4 separate regions of the Mus musculus genome follow, and regions 1, 3 and 4 are each linked to region 2. Evidence: chromatin loops called from intact Hi-C (ENCODE). Cell type or tissue: heart. All regions are shown on one strand. Each heading gives the region's core, and the rest is flanking DNA. Links, peaks and the distances in the headings are about the cores only.

What was found. Peaks named below come from ENCODE experiments on the same cell type or tissue, not always from the same donor. Only the 100,000 strongest peaks of a DNase experiment are listed, where the experiment ranks them.
Region 1: a loop joins it to region 2, with 14 times the contacts of the local background. A loop is called at or near these places in 12 of 42 quality-filtered maps.
Region 3: a loop joins it to region 2, with 2.0 times the contacts of the local background. A loop is called at or near these places in 2 of 42 quality-filtered maps.
Region 4: it touches region 2 in a loop (2.8-fold over the local background); 12 of 42 quality-filtered maps call a loop at or near these places.

What each region holds. Positions count from the first base shown.
Region 1 is chr4:59,185,952-59,194,019 of GRCm38, reverse strand. It overlaps Ugcg (UDP-glucose ceramide glucosyltransferase), which reads right to left and starts at 4,470. Exons shown (of 9, transcript NM_011673.3): 1 at 4,279-4,470. The coding sequence starts at 4,376. In heart, for the core only: a CTCF peak has its summit at 6,530 (motif pointing right); DNase peaks (open chromatin) are centred at 4,589 and 4,689; H3K4me3 peaks cover 2,931 bases; H3K27ac peaks cover 2,116 bases.
Region 2 is chr4:59,546,688-59,554,405 of GRCm38, reverse strand. It overlaps Ptbp3 (polypyrimidine tract binding protein 3), which reads left to right and starts at 5,042. Exons shown (of 14, transcript NM_178164.3): 1 at 5,042-5,258. In heart, for the core only: no CTCF peak of the experiment used is centred there; DNase peaks (open chromatin) are centred at 4,955 and 5,555; H3K4me3 peaks cover 3,013 bases; H3K27ac peaks cover 1,801 bases.
Region 3 is chr4:59,495,006-59,500,005 of GRCm38, reverse strand. All of the region lies in intron 5 of Ptbp3 (polypyrimidine tract binding protein 3), which reads left to right. Among named protein-coding and RNA genes, the nearest start is that of Ptbp3, 52 kb to the left of the region's middle. In heart, for the core only: no CTCF peak of the experiment used is centred there; no DNase peak of the experiment used is centred there.
Region 4 is chr4:59,196,097-59,204,164 of GRCm38, reverse strand. The region is part of intron 1 of Ugcg (UDP-glucose ceramide glucosyltransferase); the gene reads right to left. Among named protein-coding and RNA genes, the nearest start is that of Ugcg, 11 kb to the right of the region's middle. In heart, for the core only: no CTCF peak of the experiment used is centred there; DNase peaks (open chromatin) are centred at 4,154 and 4,644; H3K4me3 peaks cover 429 bases; H3K27ac peaks cover 821 bases.

The DNA of each region.
Region 1 (8,068 bases), core at 1,783-6,782, 360 kb after region 2:
GGAGCTGGCCCTCCTGCTGACCTGACACCCAATACAAAGCTAGGTGTTTAGAAGCCTGGCAACTGCTCGTCAGCCAGCGGCAAGCACGAGTTTTCAGGGAGAGGGCACCAACATCTGCTTACATCTTTGTCTTAAAAGGACAGCCGAGATGCAGACAGAACATATACTCAGAAAATACATCCTTTTAATAAAATAAAGATGATTCTGCACAGCATTTTAAACAAAATACTATTTCCATAGTTTTTTAACTTTGTTAAATGCTGAGACTCAACTGCAATTTTACATGTCCAGTTAGGAGAGGGCAAGCAAAACAGCAACAACAACAACAACCTTGTTCTCCACCTGAAAACAATTCCCATCAAACTAGGAAACGATTTTTTTTTTAATGAAACCATACATAAAAAAAAAGTGACAATGAGACCAGACTGCAAAGAAAGAAAGAAACGAGAGAGAGAGAGAGAGAGAGAGAAACTAACTAGCTTATCAAACAAATATCAGAAACTTCAGGAAGAGTACGGCTGAATCTATATACAAATTTGACTGCTAGTTATTTGCCTTAAAGTTTTTGTTTTTGTGACACAGGGTCTTATAATATTCCTTAGGCTAGCCTTCACTGCAATCCTCCTGTCTCAGCCTTAAGTGCTAAGATTACAGATATGCACCAAGTATTATATATGTTAATTATATATGTTAGTCTGTTTCCTTCTACTGTTGTGAATTTTCCTTTTTAATTTTCACATCCTACACTGTGACTTTCCTCCTCAGTATTTTCTTTGTTATACAATGAGATCTAGACACTTTGGGTGTTTGATTTGCACATCTCTTTCCAGGAAATTTTTTTCTTTCGTTTGATTTTGGTGTTTTGAGACAGGATCTCTCCATTATGCAACTCTGGCTGTCCTAGAAGAACCCACTATGAAGACCACGCTGGCCTTGAGACCCACTATGAAGACCGCGCTGGCCGTGAATTCAGAAATCTACCTGCCTGTGTGCCAGCACTCTCAACCCAGAATATGCTCTTATGTGTATAAAAAGGGTAACATTGAGGCAGGAGATATGGCTCAGTAGGTAAAGGTGCTTGTCACCAGGCCTGATAACCTGAGTTCAATCCCCAGCCCCGAGCCCCCTCATGGTATAAGGGAAAAAATTGAACTAACTCTTGCAGGTTGTTTGTGAAGTTGTAACACACACACACACACACACACACACACACACACACACACACACAATGTTTTAACATTTAAAGGTAACACCCTGGAGTATTAAAAAAAATAATAATTATTACAAAGCTTTTTTTACAGCACTTCAACAAAGCTAATATTTGTACTATGCTCCAAAATGTAAAATTATAACTAGGCATGGTTGGCACACGATTTTAATTCTAGAACCCTGGCAAAGACAGATGGATCTCCGTGAGTTCAAGGTCAGCCTGGTTTACATTATGAGTTCCAGGATAAGCTGAGCTACCTAGTAAGACCCTATCTCAGAAAAGGATTATTAACTAGGGCTCTAGATCTCGTTATATAACAAAGAAAAATGCTGAGAGCCGGTTGGTGGTGGCGCACGCCTTTAATCCCAGCACTCGGGAGGCAGAGACAGGTGGATCTCTGAGTTTGAGGCCAGCCTGGTCTACAGAGCGAGTTCCAGGACAGCCAGGACAGCCAGGACTACACAGAGAAACCCTGTCTCGAAAAACCAAAAACCAAAAACCAAAAACAATAAAAAAATAAAATTAAGAAAAATGCTGAGAAAAATCACAGTGTAGTATGTGAAAATTAAAAGGGAAAATTCACAACAGTAGAAGAAAACAGACTAACAAACATATAATTAATATATACAATACTTGGAAATGCAGACGATAAAAGGGAACATAAAGCAGAACACTTGTCTAGCTTCAAGGTGAGAGACAATAAAATAGACAGGAGAAGCAACAGCATGTGACAGATTAACATAGGAGTTACCTCCACAAAAGCACAGGAGCTTGGTAATAGACTGCAGTATAAGCAAAAGACTATAGCCACATAATTTATGACTAAATGAAATTATCATATACATATCTGAAAAGCAACTTAGTGGAACCAATAACTACATGGATGAAAATCAAAACAGAAGAAATAGTGAAGAATAAGGAACACAGAACAGGGAAATACCCATCACCTGACGGCCAGGACTAGGAATAGCTATCACATTTTATAAGGCAACATTGTAACAAAGATTAAAAGATGTATCATTTCTGGTCCAATACTTTTTCCCCCTAAGAAATGTGATTTAAAGAGATGCATGTATAAGAATTCATCACAGAGCAGGGGCATGGTGACGCACGCCTTTAATCCCAGCACTCCAGAGGCAGAGGCAGGCGGATTTCTGAGTTCGAGGCCAGCCTGGTCTACAAAGTGAGTTCCAGGACAGCCAGGGCTATACAGAGAAAACCTGTCTCGAGGGAAAAAAAAAAAAAGAATTCATCACAGGAACTAGCAATATATCTTAGGGATGAAGCACTTGCCCAAAATACAGAAGGCCCTGGGTTTGGTTCCCAGCACAGGAAAAAGCTAAGAAATACAAATATAACTGTTTCTTTTTAAGTGTTGCTTAAATCAACTGAATTGCCTACCAAAAACAATAAATGAATATTAAAAGCTCAGAAGCCAAAATGCCATGCATCTTCCTACACTAATGGAGAGAGCTCACACATTTGTTGATAGGAGAAAAACAATAGTCAGGTTGCTTTGCAGGCAGCTCCCGACAAGCAACAGCCTTGGGGTGTTTGGTTCTTCATGCTTAACTTCTAGCACCTAGAACAGTGCCCTGTACTGCTTATCAAACACCATTTAGTCAGTAGGGGAGATTTTAAAGCAGGCCATGGAACAACAGTCATGACATGGTACAATCTCCTCTCTCCTCTTCTGCCTGATATATATATACCTAATTGGGAAGGTAGGCAAAAATGGTTAACAAGGTAACGTTTTAGTATGTTATAACTATCTTCTTTATTCCTTTCTGTACTGTCTAAATTCCTGATAAAATAACTATTGCTTTTTAAAGAGCCCATGTAGTTAAAATGAATACTGCTTACATTTCTAAATTCCAAACGGGGTATGTTTTCTTTCACTTTCAAAAAAAACCCCACAAAACCCTGTCTGCTTATCTTATACAGGTGTTGTCTTTCTCGGCGTCAGGAAATGGCACACCAATCGGAGAAAAGCACATGTTTTCTATAGTGGAAAAAAAAAGTAACTGCCTAACGTCCTTCCCTGTTTTTCATTAACATACAGCCTATTCTAGCCTATCCCTATCTGGTAGTTTAAAATAAATAAATAAATAAATAAAAATAAATTTCCTCCCTCCTCTTTCAGGCTAAAATGCCAAGTGAGTTCATCTCTACACATTTAAACAGGCTTCATTTTAAAGACATTTCATTGATGGATCAAAACTCAGCCACCTATGTCATGTCTCTCTCCGCCCCTTCACTCTGTTCTGTTTTAGTCATGAGCTTTATAGGGAATAACCTTATTTAGATTTTTATCATGTTTCATCCTTCTAGAATGTAAGCTTCATGAGGGCAGGAGTTTTGTCCTGCTTTCTCACCTATGTCCCCAGCCCAACTCCAGGTGGTATCTAGTAGGCCTTAGGAGGTACCTGCCAAATGAAGAGATGTGTGTGGAAAACAGATTAAGGATGTAACTCCAAACAAGCCAATACATAAAGACTTGGAAAAAAGATAAATAAAGACATGATACTGAAATGCCACGCTGACAGGACTCGATGCTTTATAACACTGGCTCGGAGACGGACCTTCTTCAAGGCGGGCAGGTGCTACACACCTAGCTAAACACATAGCTCTTCTAGGAAGGAGGTAATCCACTGGGAAGCCTGGGGTGGTGGTGATCAGCTCCCGGAAGAGTGTAAAGGACCATCTCCATAATAGAGACGTGGCCGGCGCGGAGGGAGCGGAAAACCTCACAATACACCATACATCCTCGCCCAGATGGGAAGAAAAATCACACGAATCTCCTACACAATCAAACCAAGTAGACAACCCTCCACCAGACAGAGAAGCAGGCTCCTCTCCTAGAGCTCGGTAGTCGCCTGCAACCCAGGAGTCGGGTCGCGACTCCAGCGCGATTCCCTTTCCAGGACCCCGCGTCGCACCGCCCCAAGGAGACCGATTTAGGGGGCCGTTTGGGGATCAGCTTTCTCTATCCCCGCAAAACGCTACCCTCCACCGCACACACGCCTGCCAGTCCAGCTCGTCCCCGAGGCCCCGACCCTCCAACTCACGTGTAGATGATGGACATGAAATGCATCAGCCACAGCACCACGAAGAGCACGAAGCCGAACAAGGCCATTCCCTCCTGGGCCAGGTCCAGCAGCGCCATCCCCCGGCCCGCTGGCCCGGCCCGGCCCGCTCCGGCCGCCGCGGACAGCGCTGCCGCGGGAGGAGGACGCGGGGGCCGCCGGGTGCGGGGCGCGGGCCGCGAGTGGAAGGTGGGAGAGGAAGGGCCGGCGGGGCGGCGGGCGTGAGGACGGAAGGGGCGGGCAGGGCCTGCGCGCCCCCGGCCACTCGGCGCGCGCTCGGCACCGCGCACCCCTTAGCGTGCGCGCGCTGGTGTGCTGCGAGCGCAGGCTGACCGCGCTGCGCGCTCTAGGCGGCCGTTGCCGCGCGCTCGGGCTCCCGTGGTCCAGACCCTTGGGCTGCCGCTGCCGCCGCCGCCGCCGCCGCCGCCGCCGCCGCCGTCGCCGTCGTCCCTTTCGCTCGCCGCGGCTCTGCGTTCTGGTCCGTGCTCTCTGCCGGCGTCCGAATCCCGGCACGATGCGGTCCGCCCTGCCCCGCCCTCTGGAGCCCGGTGCCCGTGCCCCCGCCCCCGGGGCGGCGCCCTCGCGCCTCGGTGCCGGCCCGCGCGCCCACGGGTGGAGCTGCCCCCGCGTGCTCGCCGCCCGGCAGCTACCAACCGCTGCCGCCGCCCGCGCCCGCGGTCCCCCCCCCCCCTGCACTGTCTCTAAGCAGCACGCGCCGCCTCTACACTTTATCTTGGCCAAATCCGGAGGAGCCAAGAGACTGTGTTATTTAAGGAATCCCCAAACTCAGAATTGGAAGAATCGCTTGATGCTGAATTCGCGCAAGATTGTGCGTTCTCTAGGGCAGCTGAGTGTAATTTGGCTAAGATGTAGCCAAGAGAGTTATGGAAATGTAGCTAGTTCGAGCAGTGCTAGGCTGTTAAGTGTTGCCAGTACACCGCTGACAAACCATCTCATTCATAAATCTTGTATTATTTGCTGGGATGATAGATTTTAGTCATACTGGGTTAAATTACGTTACTCCATTTTTAAAAAGCTGTTAAATGTTGCTATTACTAAAACGTTTAATTATGCATGTGCACGATACTGAAAATGGGGAAATGAAGGCTAGGCTGTGTGAGAAGCCTGTATGTAGCCCAGTTACTTCTGGGACTGAAGCAGGAGAATTACCTGAACTTGAACACACAGGTTCCAGGCCAGGCTGGGCAAATTCAATGAATCCCTGTGGTGGAAAAACAAGAGTATTCTAACTTTAAGTCGCAACTGGGAGAAGCTAGTAGTAAATGTTTCCATTTGTTTCTTCAGCCTGGATACATCTATATTGTTTACAATTGTTCTGTGTTTAAACTGTTTATTATTCAAGTTACTTTTAAAAAATAATCCAAAAATGACGGGCAGTGGTGACATACACCTTTAATCCCAGCACTTGGGAAGCAGAGACAGGCAGATTTCTGAGTTCGAGGCCAGCCTGGTCTACAGAGTTCCAGGACAGCCAGGGCTACACAGAGAAACTCTGTCTCGAAAAAAGAAAAAGGAAAAAAAAAAAATCCTTAAGGTTTGCAGTGTCCTTTGTTCTACTGGTGAAAAATCAGTGGGAAAGAACCATGCTTCGAAATTAATTTCCAGTTGTTGAGAGTTACTGGTTAATAGAGTTACAGCAGGATGGAATCCATACATAGAAATAATAGCACAGGGTTTTAAATGCCACGATTGTGATTAATCAATTCTAAGGCCCACTTTTAAAGCATTCTTAACACATTTTCAATAATCCATTATTTTCAAGAATCCAAAATGGAAATGCATCTCACACTCAGTGACATCTTACAAATAAAAATAATAGGCCAGGTTTCTTTTTCTTAAAATGTGTTTGCTAGTCATATACAAAACAATGCTGTGTGTTCTCAATACTTCCTTGAACTTGGTCAAGGATATGAATTTCTCAATTTGAGCATTTTGTAGCATTTTTCATTTTTTCCAAATCTTTCCTAGACCTTTACAGCAAAGGATTCCATGCAGTATGGTGGGTAACACAGAAAGGACAAAGAAAGTTGGTGTAACTGGGTATAAGTGAATAATGATCAACTTTGTTGCACTTCATCTGGTTAAATTTAGTCTGCTCAAACCTGGCTTTCCAACCAGAGCTCTAGGGGCTGGAAAGATGGCTGGCTCAGCTATTAGAGCACTTGTTAATCTTTCAAAAAGACCCTGGTAGGACGGACATGCAGTATCCATGGAGAACAGAAGAGGGCGTCTGATTCCCCCATCTGATTTCCCCAGAACTAGAGTTACAGATGGTTGTGAGTACCAAGTAGATCTTGCTTTGCACAGGTTTGGAAGATCAGCCAGTGCCCTTAACCGTTGAGCCATCCCTCCAGCACAAGGAAAATATCATCTTTAAAGAAATTTCTCATTCACCAATCTAAAAAGTCAACATACTTTATAATGTCAACATTGATACTCTGAGAATGGCAAAGTAAAAAACAAAAGATTCCAGCGATTGCCAATTGTTGTGTATGATCCACGTGGTCGATGACATACACTTGTCATGGATGGGAAAGTACACCAAGAGTGAATGTTAGTACTAAGTGTGACTTTGGGTGGTAACGATGTGCTGCTTCATTGATTGTAACAAATGTGTCACACGAGTGTGTGATTTTGACAGTAGAGAAGTCCTGGAGAGGGATATAGTGGGATGTGTGGGAAAGCAGGATTTTCTGCTCAGTTTGGCTGTGAACTTAAAACTACTCTAAAAGACATTTTAAAATAGTGAATGCTCCACACACATATGCTATGTAGTATACTATATAAACATATGTATTAAATATATTCAAATAGGTAACTCACATCATGTCTCATGACTTAGGTATTATGAATTATGTAAATATATGTAACAGGAAATGCTGTGAAAGTCTGAACTAAGATCAATGAGATCCACTAACTCTACCTTGTAAGCACTAAAATATTTTGTTCAGTGCATAAATGAACTATTCTACATTGACAAAAGCCACAAATAAGTTTGCTCAGAATTCTTCTTTGTTCTTAAGTTTTTAAAAAGTATTTTTTAAAAAGAGAAAAAGACATCAATCATCTCCCTCGTCCCTCCCACAAAATTAATTCAGAGAAGTGAGTAAAGATATACAAGCCCTAGAGGTATAGCTCAGGGTCAGATCACCTGCTTGGCAGTCTCAAGGCCTTTAGTCTAATCCCAGCATGGACTCAAAGGACTGATGTGTGACTTTGCCTGGTCAAACAGGGACGACCATCAGAAAACCCACCTGTGGATAAACAGCACTCATTGCATTCCAGCGCTCACTGACTACATCTCCTATCTTTGTCAGCATTGTTTTTTTTTTTCTTTTAATATTTCAATAAACATCCTTAAAATCACAGTTCAGAGCTGGGACTGTGGTGCACGCTTGTAACCCTTGTATTTGAGAGTCAGAGGCAGGAAGATGGTGAGAGGCTGACCTGGGTTACACTCAGTCAAACCTGGTCTTCAAAAACCAACCCTAAAGAATGGTAGCAGTAATTGGTTCCTTACTGTTACTGTTTTAAGACGTCTGTTGTGAATTTTCATCCTTAGAAAAGCTTTCCAAACTTACGTGCGGAAAAATTACTTCCTAGACACTGAGTACATTTGAAGTTTCATTTGAAGTTTCAAAAACGTATGTTGTTCAAATGAAGTTTTCAAAAACAGAAAAAAAATACTGATTCTACTTGACAAGAGAAATTATATATATATATTCTAATTGGAATTAGAAAAGTGGTGTAT
Region 2 (7,718 bases), core at 2,719-7,718:
GTGGAAGTTTGAAAAACGGATTCTCAGGGGACCCAATAACTTAAAGTAACTTTAAGAGAATTGGTTGCTCTTTTCAGAGGACCTAGCTTCAATTCCCAACACCCACATACTGGCTCACAACTATCTGTAATTCTAGTTCCAGGAGATCCAATGCTTTCTGGCAACCGTGGTGGGCACCAGACATGCCAGCAGTGCATGCCTATCCATGCAGGCAAACCATCTAAACACACACACACACACACACACACACACACACACACACACACACACCCACACCACACACACTCTCTTCTTCTTCTTCTTCTTCTTCTTCTTCTTCTTCTTCTTCTTCTTCTTCTTCTTCTTCTTCTTCTTCTTCTTCTTCTTCTTCTTCTTCTTCTTCTTCTTCTTCTTCTGTTTGTTTTTCAAGACAGGGTTTCTCTGTATAGCCCTGGCTGTCCTGGCAACACAGGGGCCCTTGTGGTATAGGATGACAAAAAAAGACAGGGGACAAAGTCTCCTCTCTCTTTGGAAAAATGCTTCATATAGAAACCACAATGTCCATAGCAAGTTCTGGGAAGGGCTGGACATTAACTATAGTGACAGGAGATAACAGCACCTTCAGTGTAGACAGAGGAGCCCTCTGCACCAGGTGCTGTCCACGTGCAGATGATTGCACTGGGGTAGTCACAAGATGAGGAAAGCAGACATTATTCATGGTAGTTTCAGGGGAGGAATTTCTTAAGGAAACAAGAAGCAAAACACAAGGAAGTAGATTATTTAGAACTGTCTCTCAGAGTAATCTGCAGCGAATGCACAAGAAGCGCTTTGAAAGCACCTCCACCATAGTGGGAAGAAGCTTGAAGAAGGGCTAATGTCTATTAAACACAACAGGCAGAGTCTATCTGCTTCTGTATGTGCCAGCTAGTACAAGCTCACTTGACAACCACAGTCAGATAGCTTGAAAAGGAAGAATAGAGACAAATGGTGTTTGCCTAAGCTTTTGAAGTTGCTACTGTATTAAGTACTGAACCAATAACAAATACTAAAGAATAATCAGATAACACTGAACTCTTAAAACTATCATTTTGAAATAATTGTAGTGCACAGAAATATAAAAGATACTGGAACAAGGCCCTGCGATTCCTTCACAGTTTCCTCCAATGGTGCCATCTGACGAGAGCATATCATCAAAGGCGGGAAACGGCCACCGGTGCGTCCACATATTTGTTACTTTTATTTGGGTGGGCATCTGAAGTTTATACAGTCTTATCATGTGAAGATCTGTATGAGTACCCTCTCCCTTCAAACCTTAAGAAGGCTTACCTGTAAACACAAATGTGGGTTAAATGTTAACTAACCACTGCATAGCAGAATAGCTTAAGGCGAGTGTTCAAAGGTTACTTTCTGTGTAAACATAATAATGAGGGGTGTGTCTCTTATCAGATAAACAAGTTTCAGGGGGGGATTTCTTAAGCAAACCAGAACAAAATCACAGGGGAGAAATTGTAAGCTAAGTTATTTAGAACTATCTTTTCAAAGTATACAGTAATCTGCAGAGATTATCCTCTTTGGCCTGAAGAAGACAGAATAGTATATATAAAGTGCTTATACCAAAGTCATGTGTGTAAAATCATTCTGAAAACCCAGAATCTTTGGTTGAAATTACGAAAGACCAAGTGTCTTCTATGTTATTTAGAGTCTGGGAATACCTAAAATCTAGAACATGGGCATTAAGAAGCAAACTGCATTCTACCCTCTGTCAGTTGTTGTTGCTGTTGTTTTTGGTGTGTGTTTGTGTGTGTGTGTGTGTGTGTGTGTGTGTGTGTGTGTGTGTGTGTGTGTGTATGGCTTACTTATTTACTTTTTGGTTTTTCAAGTCAGGGTTTCTCTGTGTTTTCCTGGCTATCCTGCATACTATTCACTCTGTAGACCAGGCTGGCCTTGGACTGGGAGATCTGCCTGACTCTGTCTCCTGAGTGCTGGGATTATAGTGTTACCATGCCAGGCTGATAGGTTTATTTATTTGATGGATGCTTTATCTGCATGTATGTATGTGCACCATGTGTGTGCCTGGTGCCCTCAGAGGTCAGAAGAGGGCATAGAATACTCCACTGGAATTAGTGCCAGTTATGAACCACTGTGTTGGGGCTTGGCCCTGTCCTCCAGAGCAGCAAGTGCTCTTAACCACTGGGCCATCTCTCCACCCTCCTCTACTTTGTTTTTGAGACAAGGTCTCTGACTGAGCCTGGAGCTCCAGGATTTGGCTTGATGAGGCCATCATGACTGTAAAACAGCCGTCTCTCTGACTGAGTCATCTCCCAGGCCCTGTCTACTGTTTTGAATCAGAGTGACACACAAACTCAAAGGGATCATCCCATAAAGTCTTTGAATTTAGGACAAAGGGGCATGGAGAAGGGGATGTTTCACTTTGTCTTCTGTTTATAAACTGTTTTCAGTTCTCTAGGTTTCTGTTATAAAGCTGGGCTTGTCTAGGAAATAAAGTACAGTTTTGTTAATTTTATTCAGGGTTATAGTCTTTGAATCATAGACTTTTTTTTTTTTTTTTTTTTGGTTTTTCGAGACAGGGTTTCTCTTTATAGCCCTGGCTGTCTTGGAACTCACTTTGGAGACCAGGCTGGCCTCGAACTCAGAAATCTGCCTGCCTCTGCCTTTCGAGTGCTGGGATTAAAGGCTTGCGCCACCACGCCCTGCTGAATCATAGACTTTTTACAGTGACTTGGTATAGATAATGAGTCTCAGGTCGACTTCATTAGTTTTAAAGAGTGACAACTGGGTCTGGAGGGATAGCCCAGTGGTTGACAACACTTACTGCTCTTGTAGAGGACCCTAGTTTGGTTCTTGGCACCTGAGAACCTCAGGTGGCCTGTCTCTTTAGCTGTAGGGAATCTGATATCTTCTTTTGGCCTCTCCACAAGCACTTCATTCACATATGCACATACTAACACATTTAATATACGTAATTAAAAAAAATTGCTGGGCATGCTGCTGCACACTTTTAATTCCAGCACTTGGGATCTCTGTGAGTTCAAGGTCAGACTGCGCTACAAAGTGAATTCTAGGACAGTTAGAGCTGTTACACAGTCATTATTTTAAAAACCTTGTAAATTGGCATATTGGTTTTAGAATTACCTTCATGGTATTTATCAAATTTGATGTGCTTATACCCTTTGTTCTGGAATTCTATCTATAATATTATATTCCATAGATGTAACCATATGTGGTCATAGCTATGTGATGTTTTGTGTGGCATTGTTAATTATTTTGAATAGCTACAAATAATTTAGGCATCCACTATTTTGGAAAAAAACTTAAATAAAATATGGCACATTAAATCATGAAGTACTATGGGGTATTAAAATGAAGTAAATTAAAATATTGTAATTAAAAATAGTTAAAGTAGGCAGGCATATGTCAAAGTTCAAGGCCAGCCTGGTCTACAGAGTAAGTTTCAGGACAGCCAGGGCTACACAGAGATCTCAACCCTATCTTGAAAAACCAAGCAACTAACTAAAAACAAACACAAACAAACAAACAGGGAAATTTATTATAAAATATACCTCAAATACAGCAATAGAACACTCCATCGGCTGCTTCTCTCTCCCTTCCTCTTCTCTCTCCCTTCCTCTTCTCTCCTCTCCCTTCTTCTCCTGAGTGAGTGCTGGGATTAAAGTCATGTGCTATCACCACCTGGTCCGCTGCTTTTCTCTGACATTTTATTATTACTTTATTTTTCTGTGACCTAGGATGGCCTGAAACATACTATGTAGCTCAAGGTAGCCTTAAACTCAGGTAGGAATTATAGGCACAGTTATGTGCCTATATACCAAGTTGCTATTTTAAAATCCCATGTGGCAATGTAGGGTGGAAATGTTTCTAAACTTAATGTTTAGATTTAACATACAAAATGTTTTTTGACATCTTCTTGAAAAGGGGAACTGAAATTTCTTTAAAAATGACCTTCCTGAATTGCAAGCTGGTTATACTTTTTTTTTTTTTTTTTTTTAAAGAAGTGTCTACTTATTTTAAAGTAGGTAATCAGGAAAGAGATTGAAGTTGTTACTTCCTTTGAAATGGTGTGGGCAGACTTTGAAGACATGGCTTAAATGGCTCAAATTTCAATGATCTGTGAATTGAAAAAGCATTCCGTTCGTTCAGAAGTAGATGTGCTTTGAAAGAGGGGGAACGTGTGTTCTCACTAGTTATACACATTATATGTACTAAATAGCTGTTTTACGTTTTACGTGTAACTTGGTTTTGCTCATACTAGAGGAAAGGGTTTTGGTGCAAACAAAACATTTTCTGGCTGTGAAATTTCGGAGATCTCTCGCGTACCTGGGAAAACATTAATCCTTTCCAATCAGGCTCCCCCAGCCCCGCCCCGCGGAAGGATGAATAAATAAACTTATAAAATACTGGCATTGTAATGGCCATTAAATAGCTATGCAATGAAAGTTTCTTTTAGTATTTGATTGTTGGGTAGAAAAGCACTCAGATTAAAACCGTGTGAAAGTGAAGATGGACTTCAGTCCTGGGCAGTCTCATCTACTTCATTTCTTTCCCAACCACACCTATCCGTCCAGTGCAGGTCTCGGAGGTCAGGGTCTGGCGGACAGGCTACCGTCGCTGCTCTCAGGTCCGGAAAGACCACTGTCCACCCCTGCCCCGTGGACGTCGCGCGGGTCCCCTGCCGTGCTGCCAGCAGTGTCGCCCGCCAGTAGTAACTCTGCTCTGCTTCAAAAGTTCCCTGGGGTCCCCAGGCTTTTCTAGCCAGCACCGTTCAGGGCCCTAAGCCTGAGTCCCGGGAGCCGGAAGGCCCGCGGGCTTGTAGGAGGGCGAGTCGCGAAGCGGGAAGCACAAGGCGCGCGTTCCCGCGAACGCAGGCGCGACGCTGGGCGGGGGGCGCGCACGCGCGCGGAGGCATGGGCGGGGGTGGTGGTGTCGGGGCGGGGCAAAGAGGCGAAGGCGGGAAGAGGGCGCCCTGGAGTCCAGCCGAGCCCCGGGAGGGCGTCGACGCCGAGGGGGCGGGGCCAGGCGAGGCGGGAACGCGCTCGCGGGCCGGGAGGGCGGGGGCGCGGCGCTGGCGAGAGCGTGCCCGGTCCCCGCCCCTGTTTCCCACTCTTCCTTCCACCTCTGACCGGCCGGAGCTGCGGAGCGGCTCCGCTCGCTGGTTTCCCGGAGCCGCCGCCCGCTTTCTCCGCCCGCGGTGAGCCCGTCAATCCCCGCACAACGCGCTCCTCCATCTGGGCCATGGATGGGTAAGTGCCGGGTGGCCGTTCCGGGGCTGCGCTGGCCTCGTTTCCTCTCGGCGACGCGTCCCGCCGAGGCCGGGGAGCAGGGCGCGACGCCGGCTAGCGGAGGAGCGGCCCGGGGCTAAGCCCGACGGCAGGGACCTTGGGAGCGCGGGGGTCTGTCCGCCGCGGTCTCCGCTTCCTGCGCGCGGCGCCCCCGTCACGTCCGCCCCTCGCAGCCTCGGGGCGCCTTCGGGAAGCAGAGACGAGCCAGGGCCGGGGTGCCGGGCCGGACTCCCCACACTTCCTCTCAGAAAATGGTGCGCGGCGCTGGCGGGGGCGGAGGCTGAGGCGGCCGCGGCGCTCGGGGAGTTGCTGTTTACCGGTGGGGTGGGGCGCGCGGCGGAGCTTTCCCCCGGCGGCGGGCCCGGGCGAGCGGCGACAGCCGTCTGGGCGGCGACCGGGTCTCGAACTGCGGGCCCGTGCGGGTCTCGGAACCGGCGGGGTCTCCCGATTTGGGCTGTGAGATACGTTAACCACTTCTAAATACCGAGCGTCTGCACTTTATCACCAGGGACGCTTCCTCTTCGTTCCCCACCCCCAAGAAACTTCGTGAATTCGCCTCGGGCGATGTCAGATATTGTGTAAGTGTAGATTTCCGGGCGCTTTCAACTGCTCGGTTTAAATGGGGTCTGTGACTAAAAGGGGGAAAAAAAAAAGAAAAAAGAAAAAAAAAAAAAGATTTACAGTCACCTTTTCCGAGCTCGTAATTTCTCTGGGAACTCTGGAACATGGGGCAGGACCTGATGTATTTTAATAAAAAGCGTGAATTGAGGGTCATATAGTCAAGATTAAAAAAAACCACCAACAACTCCAAGTCAATTAGAAATTCCACCTTTTATTTATTTAAACCTTTGCCGTTTGAGTTGTTCCTTAACCCCCTCCCCCGCCGACTTTTGTTGACAAGGATTCTATAAACTGCGGAATGGTGGAGCATATAACTTGTTTGAAAAGTAAAATACATTTAGTAACTTGCCGCGTAGTTGATCATACGTGTTTAAGTGAGGACACTAGAATTTTACAATTTTTGCCCTCGTTAGGTTTCGTTTATCTTAATTTCACAATATTGTGATATATGGTTTATCTCATTTGAATGCAGATTGCACACTGCTGCAGATATCAAAGTGCAATTTTAGATTTTGATTTATGGTTGTGATGCTCTTTAAAGTATTTTTATTTAATGGGAGCTACTTTGCGAGCGAACGCTTCACCTTGAGCATTGGCTTCTCATTACCCGACTCTGATTCATTTTACGTGTGAAATAACTTTCAGTGATTTATGCCATAAGTGCCATTATATCAGTTCAGGAAGGGCTATGAAGTGTTCGTCTTCAGAAGGTTCAACTTCGGGTGTGGGGAAACAAGTTAGCTTTTTGTGTGGTGAGATTTAAAGGGCTTGACTGTTCGCTTCTTCACTGTGAAGTGCAAGCTCCTCCCCCACAGCGCAATGGTGGGGGGCAAGGGTGACTAGGAATAGTCACCCTTATTCAGCATCTACGGTTTATCTGATCCAGAACAGAGAATCCATAGGCTTTTAGTGAGCATTTGCTACTTACTACATCTTGTTAAAAATTACCTTTTTAGTTGGCTTACAAAGTAACAGGTTTTAAAATGTTTCACATAGACACACACACACCACCTCATTCATTCTGCTCATACTTCTCTGCCCTAGCCTTCCCAAACTGACTTGTTGATAGTTTTTAAGAACTTTGCCTTGCTTGTGGAATTAAAGCTAAGAAGCCGGTGATGCAGACGGAGGCATTCAAATGGGGAAATGTTGTTTTGTACATCAGGACCAGCAAAGATACTATTACACACTCGTAAAAAGTCTAGTGTATCAGCTATTTATCAGGCTTACGTTTCAGAGAAATGAATACAAGTTTCAGGACTCCACAAGGAAAAAAAGGAATGGTTATTGTTTAAAACAGTGAAGTTTATACCACTTGATGCAAAGGCAAGTTTACATACCTTTAGGAAATTATGACTCTATTGATTAGTAACGTAATACAGAACTGATGTGTAGCTTTCTTTTAGGAAATATGGAGCTAAACTGCTAACTGAAGCTATAGAAGAGGCCAGTTTTGGTATAGCTGCATAGGAGTTTTCACACATTATCTTATAGAGTGTCGCTTTTAATATAGTGACCTATGCCCCAGGCAAGCTTATTAAATTTCATTTTCCCACAGCTTGCAAAAAGCCCATTTCCTTTATTCTGAGTAGTTAAAAAACAAAAACAAAAAAAACAAAGCATACTAGCCAACATATTTTTAGTTCCTCCTCGAATCCCAGCTCTCTGCCTCCCCCCCCCCATCCCTGTGTGTGTGTGTTCATGTATGTTCTTGTGTGTTTGTGTGTTCGTTCATGTTCATTTCTACCATGGTTTTTTGTATTCAGAACAGTATTGATGGATAACATTTTTAAAATAGTA
Region 3 (5,000 bases), core at 1-5,000, 52 kb after region 2:
TCCCTAGGTCCCATATGGCAGGAGAAGAGATCTTACTTCTGAAAGTTTTCCTCTAACTTCCCCACTTGTACTGTTGAACACATGAATGTGTATGCATCCACAGGCACACATATACATAAATACATTTTTTAATTCTGAAGGGAAGATATATATAGTAAACTTCAATATAGACATGCATTTATGATGCGCATTGTGTTAGATAATCACTTGTAATCCAGTATAATCTTTGTAGTCATTCATTACTGCATCTAAACTGTCTTATCAAAGATAGTCCACTAAATCAGGGCTAATAGTATTTAATATTTACAAATTGGAAAGTCCCCTAATTACACAGTTTTCTAGAGGGTAAAACTGGACAGACTTCCTCCAATAAGGCCATATCTCCTAATCCTTCCCAAACAGTTCCACCAACTTGGGACCAAGTATCAAACATGAGCCTTTGGGAGCCATTCTCATTCAACCTTCCATGGCATCTCCATGGCCACTGTAGACTTGTGGCTGTATTATAATATAAAGTCATTTCATCTACTTTCTAAAGTCCCCATAGTCTTTCTTTCAGTCTCATATAGTTTAAGGGTGCCAGGCCTTGTCACAAGCAAGCAACTGAATATGGCAGTGTCATCTATGTGGTCCTGGCTTTAGCATCATGAAGGACACAGGAGTAAAGGGGTTGTGGAATCTTCTATAGTTAAGGAGAACCCCTGGGGCTAGGCACTGTGTGGTAGCTGCCTGTGTTGGGTAGATCCTTGCTGCTTTGAACCACAGTGTTTAAAAGTCCAAAGTTCAAAGTCCCTTTTAAAACTCAAGGAAGTCCCTAATTGTAGTCCCTTGTAAAATCAAAAAGCAAATTATATAGTAGCACAGAGCATACATTACTGTGGGAAGCCGCCCTCACATTCGCCATTACAAGATGGCGCTGACATCCTGTGTTCTAAGTGGTAAACAAATAATCTGCGCATGTGCCAAGGGTAGTTCTCCACCCCATGTGCTCTGCCTTCCCCGTGATGACAACTCGGCCGATGGGCTGCAGCCAATCAGGGAGTGACACGTCCTAGGCGGAGGATAATTCTCCTTAAAGGGGACGGGGTTTCGCCATTCTCTCTCTTGCTCTCTGGCTCCTAAAGATGTAAGCAATAAAGCTCTTGCTTGCTCTCTGGCTCTTGCTCTCTTGCTCTGGCTCTTGCTTCTTGCTCCTGAAGATGTAAGCAATAAAGCTCTTGCGCTCTTGCGCTCTTGCCCTCGCTCTTGCACTCTTGCTCTCTGGCTCCTTAAGATGTAAGCAATAAAGCTTTTGCCGCAGAAGATTCCGGTTTGTTGCGTTCTTCCTGGCCGGTCGCGAGAACGCGTGTAAGACATTACCATTCCAAAAGAAAAGAATGGAGGCATAGTAAGGAAATAAGTAAGGAAAGAAAGTAAGAAAAGAAAAGAATGGAGGCATAGTAAGGAAATACTGAACCAAAGAAAGACTGGAACTCAACAGGGCAAATTCTATAAACCCTACAGCTCCGCGTCCAGTGTCAGAAGGGCTGAGATGACTCCATCCCTCCAGCTCTGCTGCCTGCAGGATACATCTCTTCCTCTGCCTGGTTTCATTCCCCATGCACAGTTTTCCTTTGTAGATACCTCATAACTCTGGCGTGCTTAATATCTTGGCATCTCCAGTGCAGCCCAAGCTGTTTGTCCTCTCAGGGCCTTTGTGTAGGGACATGCCTGGCATAAGTGGTTCTCCTATACTCTGGAAGATTTCACAACCTCTTTATTGTTGGATCCTTCATGACTCTAAAGCCAGAACCACTTGGATGGTGCTGCTATGTTTAGGTGCTTGCTTTGAGATGGATCCTGGCCCTCTTGAACCACATTTGCAGCAGATTTTCTTTGTTGCTTTTACCAAAGCAGAAAATTCCTAATGCCTTTTATAGAAGTTGGTAGCCTGATGGGTGCATTTCAGGGCTTTCATTTCCCCTTAATCTTACCTCTTTCAGCACAAGCCTTGGCTCCTTTCCTGGGGCTCTTATTGTCATCTTCTCTTCAAACTGTGCATTTTGTACTTCTTTTTCCCTTATTACTCTTACTCATTGTAGATCTGCATAACTGTGATTACTAAGAACCACATGGCAGAGTCAATACTAGGCTAGAGACCATTTTTTGTGGTATTTTTGCCAATGACTGTATATGCTTTCTGCCCTTGTCCTAAGAATTTGTTGCAACATAATTTAAAAGTAACACTAATTTCTTTAGTGGACAAATCTCTAGCCCAGTTGCTAATATTATTCACCCTCGGTGCTAGAGAGATGGCTCAGTGGTTAAAAGCATTGACTGCACTTCCAAAGGTCCTGAGTTCAATTCCCAGCAACTACATGGTGACTCACAACCATTGCTATTGGGATCCGATGCCTTCTTCTGGTGTGTCTGAAAACAGCGACACACGTACCTTTGGATCTATATGACTAAATGAAGAGTTGTAGGGTGTGTGTGTACCAAACTGAAATGTATCTGAATTCAAAAATTATAAAGTCTAGAGCCCTTAGACATCCTTTTACTTGCCCATCATCATATCAGTTATGATGGGACTGAGACTTACTTCCAGTGTTCTTTGCTATGCATGTAAATTCTAAATATACTAATTAGTAGGACTACTTTATTCCTTTCAATAATTATCTGAGTACCAGTTTGAAAATAAGTACACCTGTAAAGCATTTCCTAGATACTTAAATGGTGATGTTCGTAGACACCCTTGTCTTTTCCTAAAAGTGGTTCAGTAGTTCAATGATTGGTTGCATTGTTCTGTTAAATTTGTTTTCTGTTTATTGCACAAAGTAGCACTTAACAGTCAAAGGCTTGAATTGTAACTGGTTTTTATTTTATTTCACAAAGATAATAACCTATGTGATCCATCAGCAGAGTGTCTGCATTTGCTTCTGTAATGTTGTGGTAATTTATATTCTTATAAAAGATACTTTTAAACCTATGACTCAACACTGCCACCACCCAGCAGGTGTGTTAGTCAGTGTCATGAGGTCATGCCTAACAGTCTAGTTACCTTTTCCCGGAAACTAACAAGACTTACTTTCTCCTATAGATGTTCCTAGAGACCTGGGTGAGCAGGACTATTTTCAATTCTCAGTACCATCAGTTGGATTAATACTCTCAGTCTTTAGTTACAAAAGTCATTGTTTAGTTCTTCCCAGTGCTGTTGGAAAAAGAAAAATCTTTACCATAGCTCCTTAGGCCCCACAGACAAATGTTTACACCATTCCTCATCCTTGGTACCTAGCATTCTTGCCTGTAACACCTTGGCCTTTCTGGTGCCCTGCCCATCTGTTATCTGTCCTCCCGGCTAGCCCTGTCTTTACTTACCTTTGTGTTTCTTGGCTTTGCCATACTCCTTAACCTACAAAGTCAGGCTGATGTCCAGCTCAGACGCTTCCTCCTTAAGGAGTCTTCCTTCACTTAAGTCCTCTCCCTCAACACTGTACCTCGTTCATCCCTCTCTGCCTTAGTCATTATTATGTTGTTGTGAAGAGACACCATTATCATGGCATTGAGGGCAGCGGATGGTGGCGTGCAAGCAGCTATTGAAGCAGTAGCTGGGAGCTACATCCTGAACTTTAGGCAAAGAGAAACTCTGGGCGTGGCATGGCTTTTTGACACCTCTAAATCCACCCCCAGTGAACACTTTTCAAGTAGTATGAGCCTATTGTGGCCATTCTGATTCAAACCACCACATCATCCAAGAGATAGAGTGGTTAAAGCTAGAGGCGCTGGGGCTGGTTTGAATCTTGCTCTAATGCTGTTCTGTAATCTTGGTGTGTTAATTACTTTTCTCAATACTGTAACAGAATACAAAAGCAATTTAAGGAAGGATTTGAGGGTTCGAGTGCATAGTCAGAGAAGACCAGGCAGTCAGAGTGATTTTACAGTGATTGCAGGGGCCACTCAACCAGCCATATTGTGTCCTCAATCTGGAGGCAGAGAATACACTAGGTGTCAAGCTGGCTTCCTCCTTTGTTTCTTTTTATTCAGTCCAAGAGGACATGGTGCCGTCTATATTCAGGGTGAGTCTTTCTTTCTCAGCTTGAAACAGCCTCCAAAAGCACCTAGAGGGGCTGGAGAAAGGACTCAGCTGTCGTGTGTACTGGCAGCTCTTCCATAGAGCCTAGATTTGATTCCCAGCCTCCACAGAAGGTGAAGAGCTGTGTTACTCCAGTTCTGGGAGATCTCACATGGTCTTCTGGCCTCTGGAAACCAGGTGCACAGTGGTATATAGCAGCAAGCAGAACATTAATTCCCAGCTCTTGGGGGACAGAGGCAGCTGGATCCCTGGAATGAGTTTGACCCTCACTCTGGAAAACATAAAAGTAATTTAGCATTGGTAACTACAGATCTGTTAGAAATATTCCCTATATTCTTGTTTATTCCTCCTTTTTATTTTGCTTATTTATTTTTTTGAGACTGGCCTCAATCTTTAACTCACAGAAGTTACCTTTCTCTGCCTTTCAAGAGCTGGGATTAAAGGCATATACTCCAGGCCTAGCTTTTTTATTTCTCTTAACAGAAGACATTTCAGCAAGACTGACCTTAACCACCTTCCTACTTTCTCAGTAGGGCTCCATTTAACCTCAGCCCTCTCTCCTCTTCTCATTTTTCTTATAATACTTTTGTTATGGTACCCTTTGCCAATTTATTGTCTTAATAAAGCAGAAAATTTTGTTGTCCCCCCACTTTTTTTTTGCCAGTGCTTAGAAAAGTGCCTTATAATTATTGAATTAGTTGAACAAGCCTTTGTTGCAACATCTTATATCTGCTTATAAAAGCCTTCAGAAGTAGCTGATGACTTAGAAGGATGAAATCATTGACTCATTTGACTTCTTGTTTCAATTCATACACTTGTGAACATCTTTATATCAAACTATTAGTTAATTACAGTTGTTACCTTCTGTTTTAGAATTGTACCATTTGTACATAGTATAAATAAAATTGGTTAGATGTTTGAGCACCTG
Region 4 (8,068 bases), core at 1,703-6,702, 350 kb after region 2:
TGCTGGCCTCCAGGTTTCCTCAGTCTCTGCTCACAAGTACTTGTTACACTTCTCAAAGGCTAGTCCTTCTCAGCTCAGGCTCCCCTCCCTCTCTCCAGATTCCCGTTTGGTCTCTATAATGGCACAGACCCTAACTGCCTCCAACCACTACTCTCTGTGCTCCCGGTTCTCTTGCTTCTGGCCATGTCCAGTCTGCTTTCTTTCTGTCTGCTCCCGATATTCTCTTATTCACAATAAAAACCTTCCCCCTAATAATGGGGTGATCATCTGGGCAGTGATCAATGCACCCCCACATACATTTATCATTATCATCATCATCATCTGATTCTGCATATGCAAGAAAAAAATGGTATTTGTCTGAGTCTGGTTAATTTCTTTTAACCCGATGATCTCCAGTTCCACCCACTTTCCTGCAAATGTTGCAATTCTGTTGTTCTCTAAGGCTGAATAAAATGTATACCATATTTTCTTTATCCATTTATCTGCTGATGGATAACTCATTAGGCTTTGTAGCTTGACTCTTGCAAATATACCTCAATAAATATGAGTTTGTAGGTATATTTATTTACTATATGCTGACCTGGATGCCTGCTGGTATCTACCCAAAAGCGACATGAATCATCTGGTAGTTATTTTAGTTTGAAGAATCCCTACACTGATAAAATCTGGTGATTCATTCCTATTGGTCCATTTCATGCTAAGACATTGTCTTAAATCTCTCATGTGAATGTGCTGAACAATCAATTTATATACAAACTCAGTCCCCTAATAATTCACTGTATCTGGAAGGCTGTAATTAAGTCAGCAGCAGCAGCAGGGACCTTCTGAACTAAAACAGTCTTGCAACTTTTAGATTTGGGCATAAGCTTAGAGTAATAAGCTCTACTTCCTTTCCCCTCTTTTTATAAAGATATCTTGCTTTAAGAATATACACCTCAGCCAGGTGTGGTGGCACACGCCTTTAATCCCAGCACTCGGGAGGCAGGGGCAGGTGGATTTCTGAGACCAGCCTGGTCTACAAAGTGAGTTCCAGGACAGCTAGGGCTACACAGAGAAACCCTGTCTTGAAAATTAAAAAAAAAAAAAAAAAAAAAAAAGACTATACACCTCCTTTTTTTCTCGGGATATTTATATTGATAATGCAGTACTGTTCACGTCTAGGCTTATGAATAAAAAGAATTGTTAGAGGCCATATCAGAAATTTCTCACAAAATTAAAACCAAACCACAGTTTAGAACCTTAATAATTTCATCTACTACCATTTCTCTCTGCCTAGCCAGTCCCTGCCATACTCCTTTCTGTATGCCAAGGGGTCAATACGGAGTACACCCTCCCTAGAATATGCAATCCCACTTTGGAGAACACAGTTTTGACTTTATGTAATATAACTGACAAAGCTCTGTGGTGTGGGGTACTTGAAATATTTATCAAAAGCACAAAAGAATGTCCGTTTAACCAAAACCATGCAGATTTAGCACTATGCTTGGCATTCTTTTATTGAACAACAGAGTCTGAGCCCCAGTGTATGCTAGGTTACCGTTTGTACTTGAATACAGACACACACATGATGAACAGACACTGTCAGAGACTTGTAGTTTAAAGGAGAGAACTGTACAAATACTCCACGCAACTCAGACATGTCAACAAACCTACGTCTAGAGTTAGGAGAGGGTACCTTTGTCTATCACACCTCTCCCATACAGAAAGAACTCCTTAGACGGGGACCAGTGTGTCATAAACCAAATCCACAGTTCTATTTCTCAAAATAGTGTAAATAGACCACTCGCGTGGTGCCTCAAAAGTGATCTCAGTTGTCAGCAACTTGGAGCAGGTGACTTGATGGTTGCTGGGACTCTCGATGGCACTTTCCCCTTCCGGGCTTCACGCTGGGAACCCAGTTCTGCAGAACCACTACTGCATACGGCTTGTCCTTGACCATTTTTCACACTGTTTGCTTTTATTGGTAACTAATGTAAAGTGACATAAATAAACACCTCAAGGAGTTTGCTAAGATAGAACTCCCTGCAGCCTGTGACCAGGTCATAAATAACAGCATTACCAGAACCCCCTCTGCATGTCCAATTCCCTTTTATATAGGGCTTCTCTTGTTTACCATTATGTTAGAGTGAGATTTGCCCACATTAATGGTTTACTGATGGTCTATAGCTTATTCATCCTCATTTCAGAATTCCTTCTATTAATGTGCATGCATCATCTATCTACCTGCTATTGATACCTGGTTGCTTTTAGTTTGAGGCTATTACAAACAGCATGCAGTCTCTCTTTTAACTTAACAAAGCATCAGAAACCCAAGTCTTCCCTCTGGACTTCAACTTTTGGACAAAATAAAGAAACACAAATTGGATTTGCCCTCCCACCCAAATACATTCTGACAAAATCTTGAAAAGATTGGTTACAGACACTGAGCACTACTAGGTCAAGGGAGACACAGGCTCCAAGGAGGAGAGTGCCACAACCATCCCACTACTTCTTTGAGATCACCTCCTGGCCACGTGCTGGCCTGGGAGCCCAGGCACAGTTCCTGCATTTAGACAGAGCTGAGTGCAGGAAAATACCCAGAACTCAGGAAAGTGAAATTCAAAATGTCTCCATCTTGTAAAAATGGCCAGGCATGCAAAACCCTGGTAAAACAGAATGGGTGGCTAAATCAGGACACTGAAACCAGCCTGGGGATGTCACAGGGACTCAAGGTCTGCTTTTCATTGTCGTTGTGCTTCTAAGACACCAGACTTCCCGTGTGTGCTTATAATCACAGTGGTTCCAAGTGCTTAGAGCAGGTATTTCTCACTTTGGTCAAATTAGTGCTAAAACAGGGTACCACCAGCAAAGCACTCTTGAACCACCATGGAGGTGGGTGAAGGACAAGGGTTTTGCTGGGTATGGCCTGAGTGTGTGGTCCACTCCACTGCCCTCACCATTCCCAACTTGTGAAATACAAAGTACACTTTAGCATATCCCAATGTGCCGATGCCTCTTCCCCACTGTGAACTCTGCTTCCATTTCACAGGCAAGGTTGACAAGACAGCAAGAAATAACCAGGGAAGACCCAAATCAGATGACGACTGGGATTGTGTGTGTGTGCTTTAAATTGGAAGAGCAAAGTACAGGGAGTGGGGCAGAAGGCAGGGGAGTGGAAGGCAGGGTGAGATGCTCTAACCATCCAGAAGGAGAAAAGCAAAGAAAGGCCGCATAGTTTAAAACACCAGCAGAAAGGCACACAGGAAGGGAAGGGTGAGAGAAAATGCAGATCAAGAAAGCACAGGGCTTGCGTGACCATGCTGGAGAGATCGTGTGGATCTGATGACTCAGGGTTGGACTCAAGGAACTTGTGGTGACAGCCATAAGATGAACATGGCACACACAACAAGCAGGCATGCACAAGCACATAAATAAAAACAAATGTTGAGGTCTCTTTAAACAACAGCAATAGATGCTGCCAAAGAGACAGGTCAGGAAATGAAATGTTCACTCTTAGGAGGCATCAGATGCAGCCCAGAAGTAGGCAGATTTCTAAAAGCAGATTTAAAAACTAAGTACCTAGAGCCAACAAGATGGCTCAGGAGATAAAAAGCAATTTATTGCCAAGACTGACTGACAGTCTTGGGTGCAGACCTAGGGACTCACATAGAACAAAGAGAACTGACTCTCGAACACTGCCCATCTGACCCCTGCATGTTTACCATGGCATCCCCAAATACATATGACACTAAGTAAATACTACATAATTTTAAAAACTTTACAAAAAGAAAAATAAATAAATGGGAGGTGACATATAACAATCGTGAAACTGTTGTTTTCCTAAAACTACAGAATTGAGAAGGGACCAGGAGATGGGACAGGACTTTCCTGGGGGGAAATTGTAATAATGTCTGCATATACAGATTAGGGCCAAAGAGCTAGTCAGAGGGTAAAAGAAAAAAACGCCATTGGCCTGATAGGATCCACAACACAAGCCAAAAATTCAAACTATCTGCCAAAAATATGGTAGGATGATGACGACACAGAAGGTGCAACAGACAGCACTAAACACAGACAGCAAGTGCTGCCAGTCCGGGACCCGAGGCCGTGAATGTGAAGTAGTGCTTGTCCACATGGCAGGCCACCGCCCTCTGCAAGATCCTGAAATCTGAGACGCTAAAGCCACGGGATGGATCCAGGACAACTGGACAGACTGATACGTGATGCCAAGCAAGGTGAGCCAAGGCAAAGGGTGAGGGCAAACTGTGGGTCCTGAAGTAAGTGGAGAAGTGAAGGAAGTGGAGAGAGACAGGTGACAGGTGCAGGACACACCTGTGGGTAAACAGCCACCAGGGGCTGTTCATCAAAATCCCCCACAGACCTTAAAAACTCCTGGTGCTGAACCTCCAGGGGTGAGAACCAGGCAACTGAGGTTTCTTAAGTCCCCAAACTCCTCCCTGCCACTCCAAAGTGCAAAGCAGAGAGCCGAGCCGGAGACCCCAGAGACCTGGTGACTGTAAGGAGAAAAGGCGGGAGGTGGGACTTTCCCAAGAGTAGCAGTTGTAAGATGGACAGATGAGTCGGAGGGACAGCACATGTTCTGTGAAAGGGGAGGAGCTTGTCACCCACTGTCAGATAGGTCCCATAGCCACCACGTGGTCCACTTCAGTTCACTTCCGGGTTATTTTTAGGTTGCCTCTGGCAGTGCACAGCTGAGCCGATTTTGAAGCCTGAGCTGGTGGCAGGTTGCCAGGATTTCTAACTCAGAGCACTAGCAGTGTGCCCGTGGGCAAGATGTTTCTTTATGTGTGCATAATGGTGTCTACCTGGCAGGGTAGTTCCAGAAATACTGGCTGAAAATAAACATTTGATGACAGCTAATACCAAATACAACTCAAACAAACAAGCAAACAAACAAATGGGGGGAAAAAAGGATGAGTGTTGGCATTCAAGGACATTTTCTGCCACCTGCAACTTCTCTGAATTATCAGGGTTCAGAGACTTTAAATTTAAGGATGTCAAACAGTGGAAGAGAGAAAAACAGAAATTAAATAGATTGTGTGTGTGAGAGAGAGAAAGAGAGAGAGAACACAAATGATTAAATGATTAAAACAGAGTAAGTGGGGCTGGAGAGATGGCTCAGTGGTTAAAGAGCAATGACTGCCCTTCCAGAGGTCCTGAGTTCAATTCCCAGCAACCACATGGTGGCTTACAACCATCTGTAATGGGATCTGATGCTCTCTTCTGATGTGTCTGAAGACAGCTATAGTGTACTCATATACATAAACTAAATAAATCATTCTAAAACAAAAACAAAAACACAGTAAGTGAAAATATGGTCTAAAACCTCAATTTCTAAGTTTTAGGGGGCATAGTTCAGGGGAAGAGTATTTGCATAGGTGAGGCCTGGGGTTCAATTCCCAGCACTGCAGTAAACAAATGTTCTGTGGACATCCGAAAGTATCACAATACAAGCATGAGATTAAAAAACATTAAATATAACAAATTATTACGAGTTAAGAACGGCCTGCTAGTGTTCTTTGGTTTGCGTGGTTTGTGCGGAGCTTGGTTTGTGCAAAGCTCTTCTAAGACAGATGAGTTTTCTAGACAGAGGCTCTGCAGAGTCCCAACTCTGTGTACCTGCCATCTTTTGAACCTGTCTCAGCTGTTGGGTCCCCAAACCACAAAAAACTCCCTCATTTAGGCCTGGTAGGTGAAGAAGTTGAGACACAGGCAGGATAATATCTGTCCTATAGCAGATACAATATTCAAGGTAATTCTTCATTAGTATGCAAGTCCAAGCTAATCTCACTCTGTAAAGGATATGGAGAGAGAGAAAGACTGCATAGTACAGTCTAGTACAGTCCTCAGGAGCAGAGACTACCCACCAGCTTTCTACTGCCCTTGAGGTGAGCGCCCCTCTCCACGACTACTGTAATACCTGGAAGGCTAGCTCTTGTTAGGGGAAGTATGCGCTCTGATACAGATTTTAATAATATTTTTTTCGCTTTTCAGAGACAGGGTTTCTCAGTATAGCCCTGGCTGTCCAGGAACTCACTCTATAGACCAGGCTGGTCTTGAACTCATAGTTCAACCTGTCTCTATCTCCAGAGTACTGGGATTAAAGGTGTGTATCACCACTGCATGGCCCTAGCTTCTTTTTTTTTTTTTTTTTTTTTTTTTTTTTTTTAAACAATCTTTTTTTTTTTTTTTTTAAGATTTATTTATTTATTTATTTATTATATGTAAGTACACTGCAGCTGTCCTCAGACACTCCAGAAGAGGGAGTCAGATCTCGTTACGGATGGTTGTGAGCCACCATGTGGTTGCTGGGATTTGAACTCCTGACCTTCGGAAGAGCAGTCGGGTGCTCTTACCCACTGAGCCATCTCACCAGCCCTGGCCCTAGCTTCTTAACAATATTCTTTTTCTAGTGAAGTATCTCCCCTTTTAACAAATATATCCATTCAATATTCATAAATCAGCTTTTATTACAACTTCAAGAATACACTGAGCACGGAGTGAATGGTCCTATTATACAGTTAGGCAGTGGCTTTGGTTTCACTCTTTATTGAGCAAACTTAAGTGGGCAATTTGGGAGCTATTAAATGCAGTAAATTTTCTAAAAAAAAAAAAAAAAAAAAAGGTATACTTTTTCAAGAGAAATTATTTCCAGACTAAAGCTTCCAACTGGGAGCTAGTGTCACCTTCAAACAATAACAAAGGCATTCAGGTTATTGAGGCAAGGCCACTGTCAAGGCCAGGAAGGGAGGTATTTATAAGCGCCGTGGGCAAGGCTGGCCCTGCTAGCTGCAGGGCAGTGAAGCTGGAGTAGAGTCCAAACGCCATGGGCAGAAAGAAGGAACAGCCTTTGGAGTCCCACCTTCTCCACTGAACTAGAGTGGGTCTCTTCAGAGCAGCAGGGGAAGGGGTGGCAGGAGGAGACTTCTGCAGGAAGCTCCATGTGCTTCGACCTGATCCCCAACTCCCCCCGACTGAGGGGGGCTTCTGAATGTCGGCCTCACCCTGACATCCAAGTCTCTGGCAAGCACAGTTGAGGCTTTCCTGGTTGTAACCCATCCTCTGTGCCTTCCCATCTTTCAGACTTACTCACCAACAGCTCTGACTTGATGTCCCCCCACCCCCACCCCTTGCAATTTTGTTTGGGCTAAGCTGTGGCAGGATAGAAGCCCAGAAGAGAGGGAGCAGCCCTGGGGGGTGGGGTGGGGGGATGGCAGACTAATCTTAAACAAGGCGAGACACCTCCTTTGCTTCCCAGAGTATATAGCCTTCCAGGGCAAAGGTCACCTGGCTTCATAGCTCCAGACTATGCTCCTTCTGTTTTGTTTTGTTTTTTGTTTTATAAGTTGTGCTGTGTGATTCCAATAAACCAAGTGCTCCAAGGCCAGAATTTCTCCCCCGTGTTCCACACTGTGCTTGTTAATATTTCACATCAAACTGGGCTGACTGTGGGATCAGCTTGCCCATGACAGTTATCCCCAACGATTAGTGGCCGCCATCACTGCCACACATAATTGGACTCTGGAAGGCTGTTGCTGTGTTTATGATCAGTGTGGGTCGGGTCGTGACTCATGTTATTGCCACGGAGCTCTTAGCATTTCGAGATGGGCATCTGAATGTGCTTCACAGCCGCTCAAGCCTATCTTAGTGCAACTGTAACTTTGCTGACACCAGGTTCCGGTGAGAAAGAGAGATAACAGGGAGCTAGCTAACCGTATAGGAAAGCACAAAGTGTCCCAATGGACAATGGACTCGAATATCACAGAATGTAAAAGAGTCAGCCAGCAGGAGATCTCAATACCAGCCTCACAAACAAACAAACAAAACTAACCCTCTGGTGAAGCTACAATTAACTTGGTCCACAGGAAACTGACAGTGATGCTTTACTGATGGCTACCAACAAAGGGAGCTCATAAGAAGGACCTACCAGATAATGCTAAAAAATACACAACATACCATGAAGGCAAAAGCCACCAGAAGTAATGAACCATTCCCTATTTGTACACAATTCCCATTCAAAGCAGACCCTAGCCTTTAAATTATTCAGTATCTGAAAACACTGTGGATG